Regions from separate parts of the Homo sapiens genome. Here region 1 is linked to region 2. A link is a loop called in an ENCODE intact Hi-C map of the cell type or tissue named here. Cell type or tissue: heart left ventricle. All regions are shown on one strand. Links, peaks and the distances in the headings refer to the core of each region. The heading gives the core; the rest is flanking DNA.

Region 1 (8,322 bases), core at 302-8,301, 340 kb after region 2:
CTACCTGACTTCAAACTATACTACAAGGCTACAGTAACCAAAACAGCATGGTACTGGTACCAAAACAGAGATATAGATCAATGGAACAGAACAGAGCCATTGTATGTTCTTTAAGCCCATTAAATCTTCCCCACCCAGGCCAGGGGCAGTGGCTCATGTCTGTAATCCCAGCACTTTGGGAGGCCAAGGCACAAGGATCATCTGAGGTCAAGAGTTCAAGACCAGCCTGGCCAACATGGTGAAACCCCATCTCTACTAAAAATACAAAAATTAGCTGGGTGTGGTGGTGGGCGCCTGTGGTCCCAGCTACTAGGGAGGCTGAGGCAGGAAAATAGCTTGAACCTGGGAGGCGGAGGTTGCAGTGACCTGAGATTGCACCACTGCACTTCAGCCTAGGGACAGACGGAGACTCTGTCTCAAAAAAAGAAAAAAAAAAAAAATCCTCCCCACCCCAAATCATGCACTGTCCTCTTGAAATCATCCACACTCCCTATCTCCTGCTAGCCCTGGGGTGATCAAGTGCCTGCTGTGGCCCATCGGGAGACGCCTCTCCTCAGGGTCCAGTGCTGCCGAGGAGGAGGGAGTGGCCAGTGTAGTGCGTTGTAGGAGTGGGAAGTCAGGGGGGGCTTCCTGGAGGAGTCTGGCTCCAGCTGAGTATCAAAGGAGAGATTCCCATCGCCCTTTCCCCTAAGAAGCAGGGTATATCAGCATCTTTATCCCACTGGGATATTCGGCAATGACTCTGTGATTCTCCCCCAACGCATGCTAATAACTTGGTACACCTTGTTTTCCAATTAATCTGCCTTTTGTGAGTTGATTTTTCCTTGAACTTTCAGAGGGTAAAGGGGAAGTTTTCCCTTGGCCCCTACATTATGGTGTCCAGCATATGACATTTTATGGCTACTTGACATCGGTTAGTCTAGAACCCACCTAGCAAGTGGCGTCAAGGTGGGAGTGAGGCGTGACTGCTGTGACACCCCATCACATTTCAGTGCCTCTCTGGGCCTGATAATTAAAGGGGGCTCTCGTTCCTCAGATAAAAATTTCTTTTTGGCCGGGCACAGTGGATCATGCCTGTAATCCCAGCACTTAGGGAGGCCGAGGCAGGAGGATTGCTTGACCCCAGGAGTTCAAGACCAGCCTGAGCGTGCCTGTGGCCCCAGCTACTTGTGAGGCTGAGGCAGGAGGATCACCTCAGCCTGGGAGGTTGAGGCGGCAATGAGCTATGATCGCACCACTGCACTCCAGCCTGGGTGACAGAGTGAGACCCTGTCTCACAGAAGAAAAGTTTCTTTCCCATCTCAGCACCAACTAACTGCTTCAACAAATGGTCCCTGAAACATATTAAGGCTTAATCACAAAAGAAGTTTATTTCCTGGTCCTGGAAGAGTAGTGGGTGGGTGATCAGGTCAGCAGGGACTTGGTTGGCATGACTTCCAAAGTCAGTCATCCTCACATCCTTGCAACAAAGGGAGCTGGTGAAAGCCTGAAGGGGTGCCTGTGGGAAGCCGCACTCCTCCACGATGCCTCCTTGACTTCCCACTCCTACAGTGCGCTGCACCGACCCCCCCGCCTCCTCCTTGGCAGCATTGGACCCTGAGGACAGGGGTGTCCTGATGGGCCTAGCAGAGGTCTGGCCCACAGCAGGCACTCGGCCACCCTGGGGCTTGCAGAAGGAAGCAGCTTGGCAGAAGAAGGGGTCCCTTGCTCCCCAGCTGTGCCTGTACTGTACTGTACCGAGTCAGAGCCCTCCCTGGCCCCCAGATCAGCCGCACCCACTGTGCTCAGCCAACAGGAGACCTAGTGGGAGGCTGGAGGGCAGGGGGCACAGAGAAGCCGGGCTTCCCTACTCTAGCCAGCAGGGGACCTGCAGCTGGGCTGTCACCTCTGTGACTCCCCTTGGCCCACAGGCCTGCGTGACGCCCGCTTCCATGGGATCTGGGCCTGGCTCCCATAGCACATTCCTTCCTCCCTTTGCCCTTCTGCCCAAGGTGGGTCTTAGGATCCTGCTGGTACCTCATCGGCTCCTGTTTGACCCCCCCAGCTCTCTCATCACCTGTGTCTCCAAAGCCCTGGATTACCATCTGCCCCACTCTGACTGGTACCACCACGATGGTACCGGCCATTGGGTGACTCTGATACTCCATCATTTCAACCCTACTGTAAGCCACCCGCAAGCTCCCATGGCTGCCCGTCCTGCAAGCCCTGGGCTGCTATTTGGGAGACCATCTCCCTGAGGCAGCGGTCCCTGCCTTTGATGTCTCTAGAGAGTCTGCACCGGCTCCAGGCCTTCTGCCTTTGCACAGGCCCTGTCTCTATCTCTTTCGGGCCCCAGGAAAAGCCCCTGGCAGGTGGTGGGGCTTCCCAGCCTGGCCTGCCCCTGGCACTGGGAACATCTGATGTCTGGGACTGGGGCCACAGACAGGGCACCCTTTCTCCTGCTGGAAAGGGGAGGTGGGGGGGCAGACCAAGGGCCCATCCTGGAGGGAGACTGGTGGGGGTGGGGGAGCCCGAGGCAGGCCACACTTTGCTCTTAGGATGAAATCTAAATGCCTTGGCCTGGCAGGGGAGGCCTTGGCTGGCCCCCACCCCTGTCATTCCGCAGACATGACTGCACTTCTCTTTCTCTGAGCCTTTGCATAGACTGCTCCTCTACCCAGAACCCCTGTCCATCTGGAACCCCTGTCCAACCAATCAGAGCTCTGAGAATCCAACCTGTTTCTTGACCTCAGTTCGGGGGCTGCTCTTGTCTGGGACACCCTCTAGTGGACCTGATGAGCTGCCAAGCTGCCCCTGCCGCTCTTGGGCCCCCTGAAAACCTGTGCCCGCTCCCTCATGTCCAGGCCTTGACCCGGAAACTGACCTCTCACCCACTGACACGTGGCCGGCCCAGGCCTGGCGTGGCACAGGGGTGCGCTGGGGATTCAGACAGTGGGAGGGGAGCCCTGCCTTACCTCATCTGTAGGGAGGAAAGTACCTGCCCAGCCCGCCAAGGGGCTGACCCTCAGCCCCACCATGCCTGGAGGTGCAAACCCAGGGGAATGGGGAAGCAACGGAGTGAGCTCTAGAAAGAGAGAAGGCCAGACCCCATTCCCCTCCGCTAGCCTCCCGCCACCCCTGCCCTGCAACCCTCAGCTCGGTTCCCGCACACGTGCCCCATCATGCACATTCACCTCCTCCAGGAAGGCCTCAGATGAGACATGTCTCTGCCTCCCCAGCTCTCCCATTCACCAAGGGCAAGGCTGAGCAGGTGAGAGGCCTGGACTCCCACCCCATGGTCAGTGCCCGCTGAATGACCTGGGGAGACCTGTGCAACCTCTTCAACACTCCTGAGATGCGGGGATGACCCAGGTGCGGGGAGGCGGAGGGGTGGGCTGTGCGCAGACCTTGGCTGCGGTTGTGACCAAGTCGGCTGACCCAGCTGCAGGGCAGGGCTGACTGCCCTCCCAACCTCCTGCCACCCAGACTCGCTGTTCCTATCCTCTGCTGCCCCTATATGGCCACTCCCAGCGCTGCAGGTCACACTGAGGCGGCTCAACTCCCCACCCAGTGTTCTCTACCTGGCCCCCAACTTCCAGCCTCACCCTCTCCAGCACTTTCTCTGAGACCTAAGGGGCAAACCCGACCAATGCTACCCTGCCTGAGTCCCCATTCGGGACCCTCTCCACAAAGGTTGATGGACCCTGGTCATCCTCCAGCTGCTTCCAGGTCTGTGCCTCCATGCCAGGCCCCACAGGAAGCGCCGACAAAGAGCTGCTCAGGTGGGCCACCGTGGCCTGAGGCCTGGGCTCTGTGCCCAGATTCTGGACATTCCTGGGCTAAGGAGCCTGGGCGCTGGTCTCCTGAGGACTTGGAACTGATCCTGCCAGCGACTGCACCCAGCCAAGGAGCCGAGGCTGCAGGGCAGTGCTTGCCAGAGCACGCCAGGGCGTGGTGAGGGGGTGGCACCTCTGTTGAGGGAGGGGTTGTCCTTCTCCATCTCCTGAGTGACCCAAGTGAGCCCTGTGCTGTGTTGGCGGCCTCCCCACCCCACGAGGCGGCCACAGTTCTCCATCCCACTGCATACATGGAGAGAGAGCCTGGGGAGGGAGCATCCCCGGCAACCTCGTGGAGGAAGCAGGCAGGGCTCAGACCTGCCTCACTCTGGATACTGTTGGTGGTGACCCCGGGAGGCGGTCATGGAACTCTCCAGAACCAGGGCGCAGCATGAACACCAGGAGACCAGGGAAGGAAACAAGGCGCTTGTTTTCTCTTTGCACAGGCAGGGAGGGTGTTCCTGAGTGACCTTCCAGAAGAGTTCGAAATTATAAGCCTGGAGTGCCGAGGGAGGCCTCTGCCGCTGGGGGTCTCGCTGTCTGCTTTGGGGTTCTGGGGCCTCTCCTTACCCCATCTGGGGTCCCAGGATGGGCCCAGGGGTCCAGGAACCAAGGCAGCACTGCACTGGTGCCCGCACGGTCCGGGAGCAGGCCTCCGTAGATCAGGGGTCAGGGGCCCCGGCATCAGGCTCTGGGGAGTGAGGTATTGGAATCTGAGGCTCAGGGGTCAGGGGCCCCGGCGTCAGGCTCTAGGGAGTGAGCTATTGGAATCTGAGGCTCAGGTGTGGGAGTGTCAGGGCTCAGGACATAGGTATTAGAATCCCAGGGTATGAAGTTTCAGGTTTGGGGAATTAGAGCCGTGAGTATTTGGGGAAGAGCACGGAGCGCTGCTAGCACGGGGCTTGGGTGTTGGAACACTGGGCCTCCTGCCTGGGGTCTGAGATGACAGAGTAGGGGGTTAAATGCCCAGGTATCAAGTATCCAGGTCCCAGGTGTCTGGTCCTGGGGATGCGGGAGTCGCAGGACTGGGCTGCCTGTTCTCAGGAGTCTTGGCCTGGTGCTCACAGCCAAGCTGCTCCCATCAGGGCTGTGCACCCCAGACGTGCCTGCAACAGAAACGCAGTTAGAAGTAGCCTCGGTGGTCCCACCGGCTGTCTCGGGGTCTTGGGAGAGGGGCTGGGGGGTCTCACGTGTTGCCCTTCCTGCGGCGCAGCAGCACATAGACGAGCGCAACCGCCGCCACCACCGCGAGGCCCCCAAAGATGATGCCCAACAGCACCGCGTAGCTGCGTCCTGGTGAGGGAGCGAGTGTCAGTGAGGGGGCTCTCTGGGGTGGTGAGTGGGGACAGGTGCAGGCAGGTGTATGAGCAGAGTGTCCTCACCTGGCTGGCACTTCGGGGTGGGTGAGGACCAGGTGCCGTCAGCCTGGCAGGTGCTGGTCTCTGCCCCGGCCAGGCTGTAGCCGTTGTCACAGTGGAAGTAGATGGTGGAACCCGCCAGGTACCTGTTGCCCTCCTTTTGTCCGTTGGGAGGTGGGGCCAGCCAGCCACAGGACACCACTGGGATGGGGACAGAGTGCAGACAACAGGCCTGAGCTGCCATGCATACACACATCTGGCCACCCCGGGGGGTCCTGTCCCAGCTCCCCGCCCACCCCCACCTGCCCGCCCTCACCTGGCTGCAGGCTCTGCATGCGACGCTGGTGCAGCTGGTGGGCCACCCGAGTGGCAGTGCCCGTGCTCAGGCTCCCAGTGGCTGCCACATCAAAGTTGCAGAAATGATCGTCCCCACATAGTTTGGCTGCCTCTTGTGCCAGGCTGGGGTTGAGGGTGGTCTCACTGGGGAAGAGGGGCTCGAAGGTGGGGTCGTGCTTGGGTTGGTACAGGAAGTTGTGGACCAGGAACCAGGAATCGTAGGTGAGCAGGGAGGACGCATTGTGCACGGTCCCTGGAAGATACATGACCGGGGCCTGGCTGGGCATGGCTCCCTTTGGTCCCCAAGCCCTGCCCGTGCCATGTTTCCAGTAACCCCCACCCCGTCTGCCCCATATACTCCACGGTCACTCACAGTTGGCCCCAAACAGGAACAGCTCCTGGGGACTGGTGCCTGGGGGCAGGACGCGCCCGCTGTGCAGGGTGAAGTCGTCGGTGGGGTCGTTGTTGAGTGTCCCGAGGAGGCCGTGGGTGTGGGTGAGGAACTTCTCAGGCAGCAGGACGGACACACTCAGGAACGGGCCCTGCACGCTGACCTCCAGGCCGGCCCCTGATGCCAGCATGATGGAGACCCTGTCCCCGGCAGCCACCGACAGGAACATTCCTGGGCTCAAGGGGGATGCATTAGGGTCACCCGCTGTGAGCATCTTGTCCCCTCCCGCAGCCCCAGGACAGGGTGGTCGGCACCCAGGGGCTGTGGGTGAGGGCACCTGCAGGGGAAGGGAGGGCGTTCCCGGGGCCAATTCTGCTGACCATGACCCTCCGCCACCCCTGCCATGCTTGCGGTGGAACTCCCAGCGGCACCTGAGGTGCAGCCCCTGCAGTGAATCCCCCATGTTGAGATGCACGTGTGGGTCCCTCTGGCCTTGGCTGCAGCAGCCACACCTGCCTGGGCACGTCCCGAGGGTCCCTGAACCCTCAGTGCTGACAGGCCCCTCCCAGGTCCTCACCCATCCCAACCAGGAATCCTTTCATTGACTCAGTTCCCTGAGGCAAGGGGTTCAGATGTGGAGCTACCACTTGCCAGGGGCATCCTTAACCGTGCAGGGCTGGAGACCTTGCAGTGGCTTTTGAGGACTGAGGGAGTGACAGGAGCACAGGAGTGGCTCTGTGCAGGCCAGCGGTGAACGTTACCAGGGTGAGTTCCCCTCCAGAAGGCTCCCGGGATCCTCCGTAGGGAGGACATGTCCCACCGTCACGGCCTCTCGGCTTTTGACCAGGTGGGTACGACGGGGGCACCTCGGTGGGTGTGAAGGCCTGAGGTCGGACCACCCAGGCCTCTAGCCAGGACTGGGAGAGGCATGAAGGCCCAGGGCTTCCCCTCAGTCTCCCTGCAGGAATGGGGAGGAGGTGAGGGCAGCCCGCAGCCTCGCGTGGCTGGACTGCTCACCTTTCAGGTCCATCCAGCTCTGCTCGGTGAAGCTCAGCACCTCCTGGTTCAGCAGCACCTCCAGACCTCCGGTCCTGTTGGCCAGCCTGACTTCCACCACATCTGAGTTGCCCTCCTGGACGGCCACTGCGGTCAGCCCAGTGCCACGGGTCTCCGTGCCTGCGGTGGTGGGAGCAGAACGGGAGCCACTTGGCTCCAGCCTCCCACCTTGGTTCTACCCCATGCCAACCAGAGCAGCCCCTAGCCCTGGCCTCACCGTTGGACATCGTCCCGGGCTGGGCCCGCGCCTGCACCCTCAGGTCGGTCAGCGCTGCCTCCAGCAGCACGTACTCTCCGCGCCCATTGAATGTGAAGTTGGTGCCGTCGAAGGTCACAAAGTGTGGGTCTCCGAAGGCGGAGGCTAGGGTGAGAGTGGAGGGTCACGTGGGGGTGCACCCCAGCCCAGCCCGATCTTTCCCAGGGTCTGGGGCACGGGATGGCACCCACCCAGTCTTGGGGGCCGGTAGTTGCGGCAGTCATTGGAGGGCCGCCGTTGCATGTAGCGGGGGCAGTCGGGTGCCCAGAGGCAGCAGTAATAGAAGCTGAGGACATCGTAGAGCCAGTGGGACATGCTGGGCACTCGGGGTGGCGTGCGGAACGGGGGTGCGCCCCAGTCATGGCCGCGGTCGGGAGTGCTGCCGCCGCTGGAGTCAGCTGTCAGGAGCTGCGTCCCGTCCGCTGTGTAGCAGCACTGCTGACCTGAGCCGTACCGGAGGCTGCAGGAGCCAGTGAGTCAGGGCCAGGCCACTGTTGGGAGCCCACCCCTGACCCCAATCCCCATACCGGCCCCAGCCTGGGGGCTCACCTGGCCTGCACAGAACGCACACAGTGCACGGCCCCGGGGTGGTAGGTGCACACGCTGCCCTGCTCCATGTCACAGCCGTAGTCCGTCTGCAGAGCAGCAGGTGGCTGTCACCCAGTGGCCTCGGGTTCTGTCATCCCCTCCCTGAGGCCAACCCTGCAGGGGTCCTGAGACCCCAGCCCCACCCTCCAGGACACCTCTGTCTGCCTCCCCTGGTGCTGTCCTCAGTGGGGAGGCTAACCCCTCATCCCCTCTCCTGGGCCCTGATGGGAGGCTCACGAAGAAGCGGCCGGAGTCAGCCCGGGCCTGGGTCAGGGTGCAGGGGCAGTCCGGCAGCTCCTCCAGGAAGTTGGGCAGCTGATCCTCCAGCTCCTCCCAGGCCTGGCACTGAGTTCGTGCCCAGGCCACAGGGTCCTCTCGGAAGTCATCGCTCAGGTGCCAGGCCAGTGCGTGGTCGTTGGTCCAGAGCGCCTGCACGTCCCTGTGGAGGTGATGATGCTGGAGCTGGGCCAGCCCACACCACCCCATGGTCGCCCCACTCTCCCCACCCCCAGCCTGGGCTGC
Region 2 (8,322 bases), core at 111-8,110:
GACAGAATCTCACTCTGTGTCGCCCAAGCTGGAGTGCAGTGGCACAATCTTGGCTCACTGCAACGTCTGTTTCTCGGGTTCAAGTGATTCTCGTGCCTCAGCCTCCCAAGTAGCTGGGAGTACAGGCGCACGCCACCACACCCAGCTAATTTTTGTATTTTTAGTGAGACAGGGTTTCACCATGTTGGCCAGGTTGGTCTTGAACTCCTGACCTCAAGTGATCCACCGGTCTCGGCCTCCCAAAGTGCTGGGATTACAGATTTGAGCCACCATGCCCAGCTGGAATTTGCCCATTTAATCTAGGCTATCCAGTTTGTTTCCATACAACTGTCTGTAGTACTTTATAACCCTTTTTACTTCTGTAGAATTGGTAGTAGTGTCCCGATTTTCATTTCTCCTTTTAGTAATTTGACTCTTTTTCTTACTCAATCTAGCTAAAGGTTGTCAATTTTGTTGATCTTTTTGACGAAGCAACTTTTGATTTTGTTGACTTTCTCTTTTTTTCTTTTTCTATTCTCTAGCTCTGTTATCTTCCTTCTAGCTCTGTTCTTATTGGCTTCCTTCTGTTAGCTCTTTCATTTGCTCTTTTTTTGTGCCTTAATGTGTAAATAATGTGTACAGTTCAGTTGGTTTTGTTTGTTTGTTTTTTTTTTTTTAGAGACAGGATCTTGCTCTGTTGCTCAAGCTAGAGTGCAGTGGTGCCATCATAGCTCACTTAGCTCACTGCAGCCTCAAACTCCTGGGCTCAAGCAATCCTCTCACCTCAGCCTCTGGAATAGCTGGGACTATAGGTGTGCACCACCATCCCTGGCTAATTTTTAAATTTTTTGTAGAGGGGCCAGGCAATTCTCCCACCTCAGCCTCCTAAAGTGCTGGAATTATGGGTGGGAACCACCATGCCTAGACTCTTCTTTTTAAATGTAAGCATTTATAGCTATAAATTTCTTTCAGTACTGCTTTTGCTGTATCCCACAGGTTTCGGTGTGTTTTTGTTTCATGTGTCTCAAGATATCTAACTTCCCTTATGATTTCTTTTTTGATCCATTGGTTGTTTAAAAGTGTGTTGTTGGTCAGGAAGGGTGGCTGATGCCTGTAATCTCAGCACTTTGGGAGGTTGAGGCGGGCGGATCACTTGAGACCAGGAGTTCAAAACCAGCCTGGCCAACACGGCAAAACCCTGTCTCTACTAAAAATACAAAAATTAGCCAGGCATGGTGGCATGTGCCTGTAGTCCCAGCTATTTGGGAGGGTGAGGTACGAGAATCACTTGAACCTGGGAGGCGGAGATTGCAGTGAGCCACAGTTGTGTCAGAACAAGACTCTGTCTCAGAAAACAAAAAGTGTGTTAATTTTTTTTTTTTTTTTTTTGAGATGGAGTCTTGCTCTGTCTCCCAGGCTGGAGTGCAGTGGGGCAATCTTGGCTCACTGAAAGCTCCATCTCCCAGGTTCACATTCTCCTGCCTCAGCCTCCCGAGTAGCTGGGACTACGGGCACCTGCCACCACACCTGGCTAATTTTTTGTATTTTTAGTAGAGATGGGGTTTCACTGTGTGAGCCAGGATGGTCTCAATCTCCTGACCTTGGGATCCACCTGCCTCGGCCTCCCAAAGTGCTGGGATTACAGGCGTGAGCCACCGCACCCGGCCATTGTTTAATTTTTAAAACTTTCAACTACTGATTTCTAGTTTTGTTCCATTGTGATGGGAAAATACACTTTTATGATTTTAATCTTTAAGTTTACTGGGAATTTTTTGTGGTCTAATACGTGGTCTGGTTTATATTTAATAATGCCTTAGCCCTTTTTTTCCTATTAATTTTTTTTAAATTTTATAGAGACAAGGTCTATGTTGTCCAGGCTGGTCTTCAACTCCTGAGCTCAAGTGATCCCCCTGTCTCAGCCTCCCAAAGTGCTGGGATTACAGATGTGAGCCACTGTGCACAGCCTCCTTTTTTTCTTTTGGGCACACTGAAGTTCACCTACTCCACCCCAGATTCCGGCAATAAAGCTATAGCCTGGCAGGAAGGTGGCCTTCCAGAACTGAGAATTTCTAGGGAGAAATTCTTGAGCCCAGCCACCTGTTATCTTACCGGTGAGAAAACTGAGGGGTCAGAAGGCTTCATCCAAGATTGCACAGGGGCCCACAGGCCTGCAGGCCATGTACACTGAACCACTGCAATTTCTTGTCTGAGAGACTGCCCTGTAGCATCAGCAATGATCACCAGGAAGCAAAAACCTCCACCACAGATTCATTCAAATGTTTACTGAGCATCTGCATGTTCCAGGGATGAGTTAAACCTTGAAATGACCTTGGCTGTACAGGGCCTGCATACTCTAAGATGGGCCTGACTGTTCTGTTTCCAGGCAATGAGAGTTGCAGATAATCAAAGAGTTGTGGTCCATTTATTCATGCCTGTTTCACAAATGTACCAATTTGTCACCTAAGCTGGCTTCTGTATTAGGTTGATTACACCCTCTAGAAACCAAAAACACTAAGGTGTTTTGTTTTGTTTTGTTTTTTGAGACGGAGTCTCACTCTGTCGCCAAGCTGGAGTGCAGTGGTGTGATCTCGGCTCACTGCAACCTCCGCCTCCCGGGTTCAAGTGATTCTCCTCCCTCAGCCTGCTGAGTACCTGGGACTACAGGCGTGCGCCACCATACCCAGCTAATTTTTGTATTTTTAGTAGAGATGGGGTTTCACCATGTTGGCCAGGATGGTTTCCATCTCTTGACCTTGTGATCTGCCCGCCTTGGCTGACACTAAATTTTGAAAGCTAAAGGAACAGGCAAAAAAGCTCACTGTGTCTGTAGGACTGGAATTTTTTTTTTTTTTTTTTAAAGGTGCAAGAAGGGCCATTAGGTAAAGTGAAAACCTGCAGCACAGAGAGTTCAAGGAAGTTACCGCAGAGCTGTGGCCAGGCAGCTCCATCAGGGTTTCTCATCCTTGGTGGCTGTCCAGGAGTACCCTAGCCCTGACATGGAGGTTTCCATATAGTTCAGCTGCTGGGCCAGTGAAGGGATGAAGCTGCCTTCTCTGGCTGCCTTCTCTGATTGGGAACAATAAGCGGGGAATTACAGAATCTCAACCCCACCTCCAACCCGATACTCTGGTTAACTGCTATTTGAGACTTGGCAGGTTGGGCTCTTGCCGTGTTGTTCAGGGACAGGGCTAAATAGGCGCTGCACTGATAACTGCCAAGGGGCTCCCTGGCCCATCTAGTCTGTCTCTTACCAGTGTCTTGACATAAAGCAGGAATATGGTCCCCACCCCTTTTTTTTTTTGGAGATAGGCTCTCACTCTGTTGTCCAGGCTGGAGCACAGTGGCGTGATCTCAGCTCACTGCAGCCTTTGCCTCCCAGATTCAAGCAATTCTCATACCTCAGCCTGCTGAGTAGCTGGGATTATAGGCATGCGCCACCATGCCCAGCTAATTTTTGTATTTTTAGTAGAGACGGGGTTTCGCCGTGTTGGCCAGGCTGGTCTTGAACTCCTGACCTCAAGTGATCCACCTGCCTTGGCTTCCCAAAGTGCTGGGATCACAGGCATAAGCCACCCCACCACACCTGGCCCAGTCCCATTTTACAGATGTAAAAACCAAGGTGTAGAGAAGTGAGTAATCTGATGTGTAAAATGGAGCTCAACCACATTAGCAGAACTAGCAGAATTAGTAGGTGATGGATAGAGATATAAAAGGATTTAGTGCAACAAATTACCTTCTATGATGATGGAATCTGGTCAGGCAAGTCTGATATCCACAGGACAAGCCATCAGAAAGGGCAGGCTGGAACTCTGGGCACAAACTGATGGCTGATGGCTAGTCTCGCACATAAATAACTATTGCTGCACCATGCCATGGACTACCAACTACCCTCTTTACCCTGACTCTATGGAAATAGAGTCATTGATGCCTTTAAGTTCAATCAAACTAGGGAAGAATTCTAAAAAAATCCAGAACCAATGCAGAAAACTCATCTTTAAGATTCTATTTTTCTAGAACCACTTTTGGCACCAAAATCTGTATCAGTCAGATTCAACTAGAGAAGCAGAACCAGTAGGGGATATATTGAGATTTATTGCAAGGAATTGACTTCAGTGATTGTAGGAGCTGGCTAGTCATGTCTAAACTCTGTGAGGCAGGCTATCAGAAGGGCAGACTGTCAGGAACTCTCGCCAAGCACTGGGCTGCTGTCCTCAGGCAGAATTTCTTCCTCAGGGAAACCCTTAGCTCTGTTCTTTAGGCCTTCTGACTAATCAGGTCAGGCTGACCCAGATTATCTGAGATAATCTCACTTACTTAGTCAATTGGGAATGGACTTCTGTCACATCTACAAAATACCTTCACAGAAATACCTAGATTAGTGTCTGATTGAATTACTGGTGACTGTGGCCTAGCTAAGCTGACACATCCAAAGACCATCCGACCCACCACAGCCTTGCTGTAGGCTCAGGGTCTCTGGATCAGCCCTCACCCTCTTCCCACTGGTGTACGGGATGGACAGCATCATCTGCCTAACCTCAAATCCACCTGCACAAGCAGTACCTGGGCATTTTTTTTTTTAGTTGAGGTAAAATTTACATAACAAACATTCTGAAGTATACAAATTCAGTGGCATTTAGTACATTCACCTCTACCTAGTCCCCAAACATTTCCAATACCCCAGAAGTAAGCAGCCCCTTACCCATTAAGAAGTCACTCCCCATGCCACTCTCCCCCTGCCTGGGAATTTTAAAACCAACCTGGACAATGTTATTGGGGAGAACCTGGACATGTTAAGCCTGCCACACTTGCTAATCCACTGGGGCAGAGGTGTCTTCCTCACCCCAAGGCAGGCACTGAAGCCGGCTACTCTTTCACGATGGTGGGGCTGTAGTTGGACTTGACAGCTTCGGCGAGCTCCCGTGCGTACATCTCATACCTGCCCGTCATCTGAAAGCAAAACACAGATGTACTTTAGAGGTTCTGGTTTTATAAATCCCCATCACTTACACGCCACCACCTCTTGCCACTGGAGGGCAGTCATGGGGCAGGAACGCATCAGGAAGGCTCGTTGACAGTGACCTCTTGGCACTGATTCTAGTACTGTGGCAAAGTTCACAGATGCTACAATGACTCATACAGCCCAGCATTGGCTGCTGTGACCCCTTCGACCTGTCTATCCAGAAAGTGTGGTCTGCTGAGGCAGGATGGAGAAGGGGAGTCCCGTGGTCCTGTTGCTCCCCAGAAGAGCATCCTACAGCCCAGAGAGGAGTGACCTGCTCCAGGTCACTAGCCAGTTGTAGAAAAGGCTGGGATTTGAACCAGGGGCTCCTGGATGGGCCTGGAGTTCTGTCTACTCCATGTGGCATCTCATCGTGGATACAGAGGCTGGTGGAGTTGGAAAGCCCACCCACAGTGCTCACACCCAGCACACCCTCCCTCCCTCCCTCCTTTCCCAAGGTGGATTACTCCCAAAAGCCTTGACAGGAGCTCAGGCCCATTACCAAAGTTGGGAAGGCTTCTGCTTCTAAGAAGTGTCTAATGAGAAAACATTTGGTTTACTGCTCCTGGGATACTTATTAAAAAGAGTTGGCCAGCATTCTTGGCTCCCTTCTGATTTGGGTGGAATCCTACATTCATCCTAGTTGCCCAGGAAGAGGAGAGAGAGGTCAGGAGACTCTCTCATGCCCAATACCTTGTTTGTCTGACAAGGATCCGAGACTGAGGAACCCATGCTCAGAAAACAGGATCAAGGCCAAAAGCCCATGTCTGGGTGGATTAGAGGCCCTGGTGGTCTTTTAGTCACACCGGGCAAAGTCAGTTATAACAATGGACATTTGCATATACAATTTGCTTATAAAAGGTTGCTGAGGCAGGGCACAGTGGCTTATGTCTATAATCCTGGTATTTTGGGAGCCCGAGGTGCGAGGATTGCTTGAAGCCAGGAGTTCAAGACCAGCCTGGGCAACATAGTGAGACTCGGTCTCTATAAAAAATTTTAAAAATTAGCTGGGTGTGGTGGTGGTGCACGCCTATAGTCCCAGTTACTCGGGAGGCTGAGGTGGGAGGATGGCTTGAGCCCAGGAGGTCAAGGCTGCCATGATCTATGGCTGTGCCATTGGTCCAGCCTAGATGACAGAGCCAAGACCTTGTCTCCATGCCCCCTACTCCACCAAAAAAGAAAAAGGGGTGCTGAGTTGGTGGAAATACTTTCGGACACTAATACAGCAAACTCTGAAGCTGTGAGCCTTTCTAGGGTGGAGTCCCATCCCAGGAGGGCAGACATCTCCATTCCTCTGACTCCTGACATCACAGGGCATTAGGTGTCAAAGCCAGCATGGGACCTTCGAGTTAAGCCCCGTATTTTACAACTGGGAGTACTAAGGCTTGGGAGCACAAGGGGCTTAATTAAGGTGACCAAGGAAGGAAGGCTGTGGCAGAGCCAGGCCTAGATTCCATTTCTCTGCATGACCCATTTCCTGCTATCGTCAAGGCCTAGACTGCAGGGACTGGCCACAAGCAGAACCAGACATGCATATTTATCTTGTGATAAGTGCAAATGCCTGGAAAGGAAAAAGGATTAGAGGAGCCAATCCATTCTATTCTCTGGACAAATGAAATTGAGATTAATTTGTCTGAAGGCACCCAGAATCTAAATCAGATGAGAGGAGAATTTATTGCAGCCTGCTGCTTGTACATTGTTTGACCCAACTGTTCCTCCCGGGAGCCAGCAAGGAGGCAGAGATTCAGCCCTCAGCTCACACAGAGCCCTCAGGTGGGAGCTGGTACCTCATGCTGCCATGGGCAACCCCGCAACAGCAGTTCCTGAGAGCAGGATGAGGGCCAAAGCAGAGGAGCAGGCAACAACAGGGGTCCTGGGGACCTACCTTGAAGTTCCAGACATCATTCACCTGCTGGCAGAGGTTTAGGTCGAGCTTAGCAACTAGCAGTCCATCCCGGCTACGGGACAGCCCAGGAGTCCGGCTGCTGTCAGGGGCTGCCACATAGCTCGAGCCATAAAAGTAGCCAAAGTCCTGGTGAGCTTTAAAGGAACAAAGAAACACATCTGTGAGCTTGTGTAGATGCACTGTGGGCTCCACAGAGGGTCAGGCACCTTGAGGCAGGCCCAGGACACGGAGTCCATGCCATCCTCCCCAGTGTCTGCCAAATGCTGAGGCCCAAAAGGCCTGTCTCTCATCTCAGGCCTGAAGGCCCAGCAAATTGCTGCAAATGGCCCCCTTATGCTGCTTCCCTTTGCCCCTGGGGAAATGTCTAAATGTCACCCTTCTGAGAGGTGTCACTTCTACCCACAGCCTAAGGAAAACAGAAAGTCACACTCTGGGGGCTTCCTATGGGGGCCCTCACAGTGAGCTGGAGGCTCTGCCTTCATCTGCCTTGCCAGCTGCGTCACCCTTATCCTCCCTCCAGGCCTTGGTCCCTTCACCAGTCAGGGAGGACTAGCAGCCACCCCACACATGTGTAAGGAGCAGGTGGGGCTGGGCAGGGCCTAGCATGGCCCAGATGCAGCAGGCACCCAGTGGACGCTCATTCCCCTGCCCTTTCTGCATCTCTATTTGCAGTAAGTTAACTAGGATCAGGGACTCTAGAAGTCGGGGGACCTGAAATGGCGGCATCTGGGACCCTTTCAGGAAGTGTTTTCCTGGAAAACAGACTCGCTCAGCCCCTTCTGGCATTTTTTTTTTTTTTTTTTTTTTTTAGGTGGCATTTCCCTCCTGTTGCCCAGGCTGGAGTGCAATGGTGCGATGTCAGCTCACCACAACCTCCACCTCCTGGGTTCAAGCAATTCTCCTGCCTCAGCCTCCTGAGTAGCTGGGATTATAGGTATGGGCCACCATGCCCGGCTAATTTTTTGTATTTTTTTTTTTTTTTTAGTAGAGACTGGGTTTCTCCATGTTGGTCAGGCTGGCCTCAAACTCCCAACCTCAGGTGATCCGCCCGCCTCAGCCTCCCAAAGTACTGGGATTACAGGCATGAGACACCATGCCTGGCCTCCTCCTGGCTTTCTAGAGGACACTCTGAGCTACCTCCAAGTGTCCAAGCTACCTCACCAAGGTTCAGATACCTCCTTGGTGAGGGGGGCAGTCCCTACCTCCCTCATTCTTGGCCAGAGACATGGGAAAGGAGTCTTTAGGGTTCTTAGCAGAGGTGAGGTGGTATATGCCCTTGGATCAAAACAAGCCATGGACTCTAGAAACCCAGGGCCATCCATGCCAATGCCCTGTGGCATCAGTACAGCTGGTTTGGGCAAGGGGAGGGGGGACAAGGACAAAGGAAAGTGGAAAGGGAGATCTATGGGCTGGATGAGAGCACCTCTCCCTTTCAGAG

What was found. Peaks named below come from ENCODE experiments on the same cell type or tissue, not always from the same donor. Only the 100,000 strongest peaks of a DNase experiment are listed, where the experiment ranks them.
Region 1: it touches region 2 in a loop (5-fold over the local background); 23 of 110 quality-filtered maps call a loop at or near these places.

The regions. Positions count from the first base shown.
Region 1 is chr22:24,185,011-24,193,332 of GRCh38, reverse strand. SUSD2 (sushi domain containing 2) reads right to left here. Exons shown (of 15, transcript NM_019601.4): 6 at 8,038-8,239; 7 at 7,762-7,847; 8 at 7,404-7,672; 9 at 7,174-7,317; 10 at 6,918-7,076; 11 at 5,883-6,131; 12 at 5,490-5,762; 13 at 5,198-5,374; 14 at 5,006-5,108; 15 at 4,227-4,921. The coding sequence ends at 4,897. Among named protein-coding and RNA genes, the nearest start is that of SUSD2, 7.7 kb to the right of the region's middle. RefSeq lists an enhancer at 3,119-3,760. In heart left ventricle, for the core only: a CTCF peak has its summit at 3,492; a DNase peak (open chromatin) is centred at 3,472.
Region 2 is chr22:24,522,315-24,530,636 of GRCh38, reverse strand. UPB1 (beta-ureidopropionase 1) reads right to left here. Exons shown (of 10, transcript NM_016327.3): 9 at 6,864-7,018; 10 at 2,247-4,926. The coding sequence ends at 4,843. Among named protein-coding and RNA genes, the nearest start is that of GUCD1, 29 kb to the left of the region's middle. RefSeq lists an enhancer at 4,719-4,898. In heart left ventricle, for the core only: CTCF peaks have their summits at 4,812 and 5,015 (motif pointing right); a DNase peak (open chromatin) is centred at 5,016; H3K27ac peaks cover 554 bases.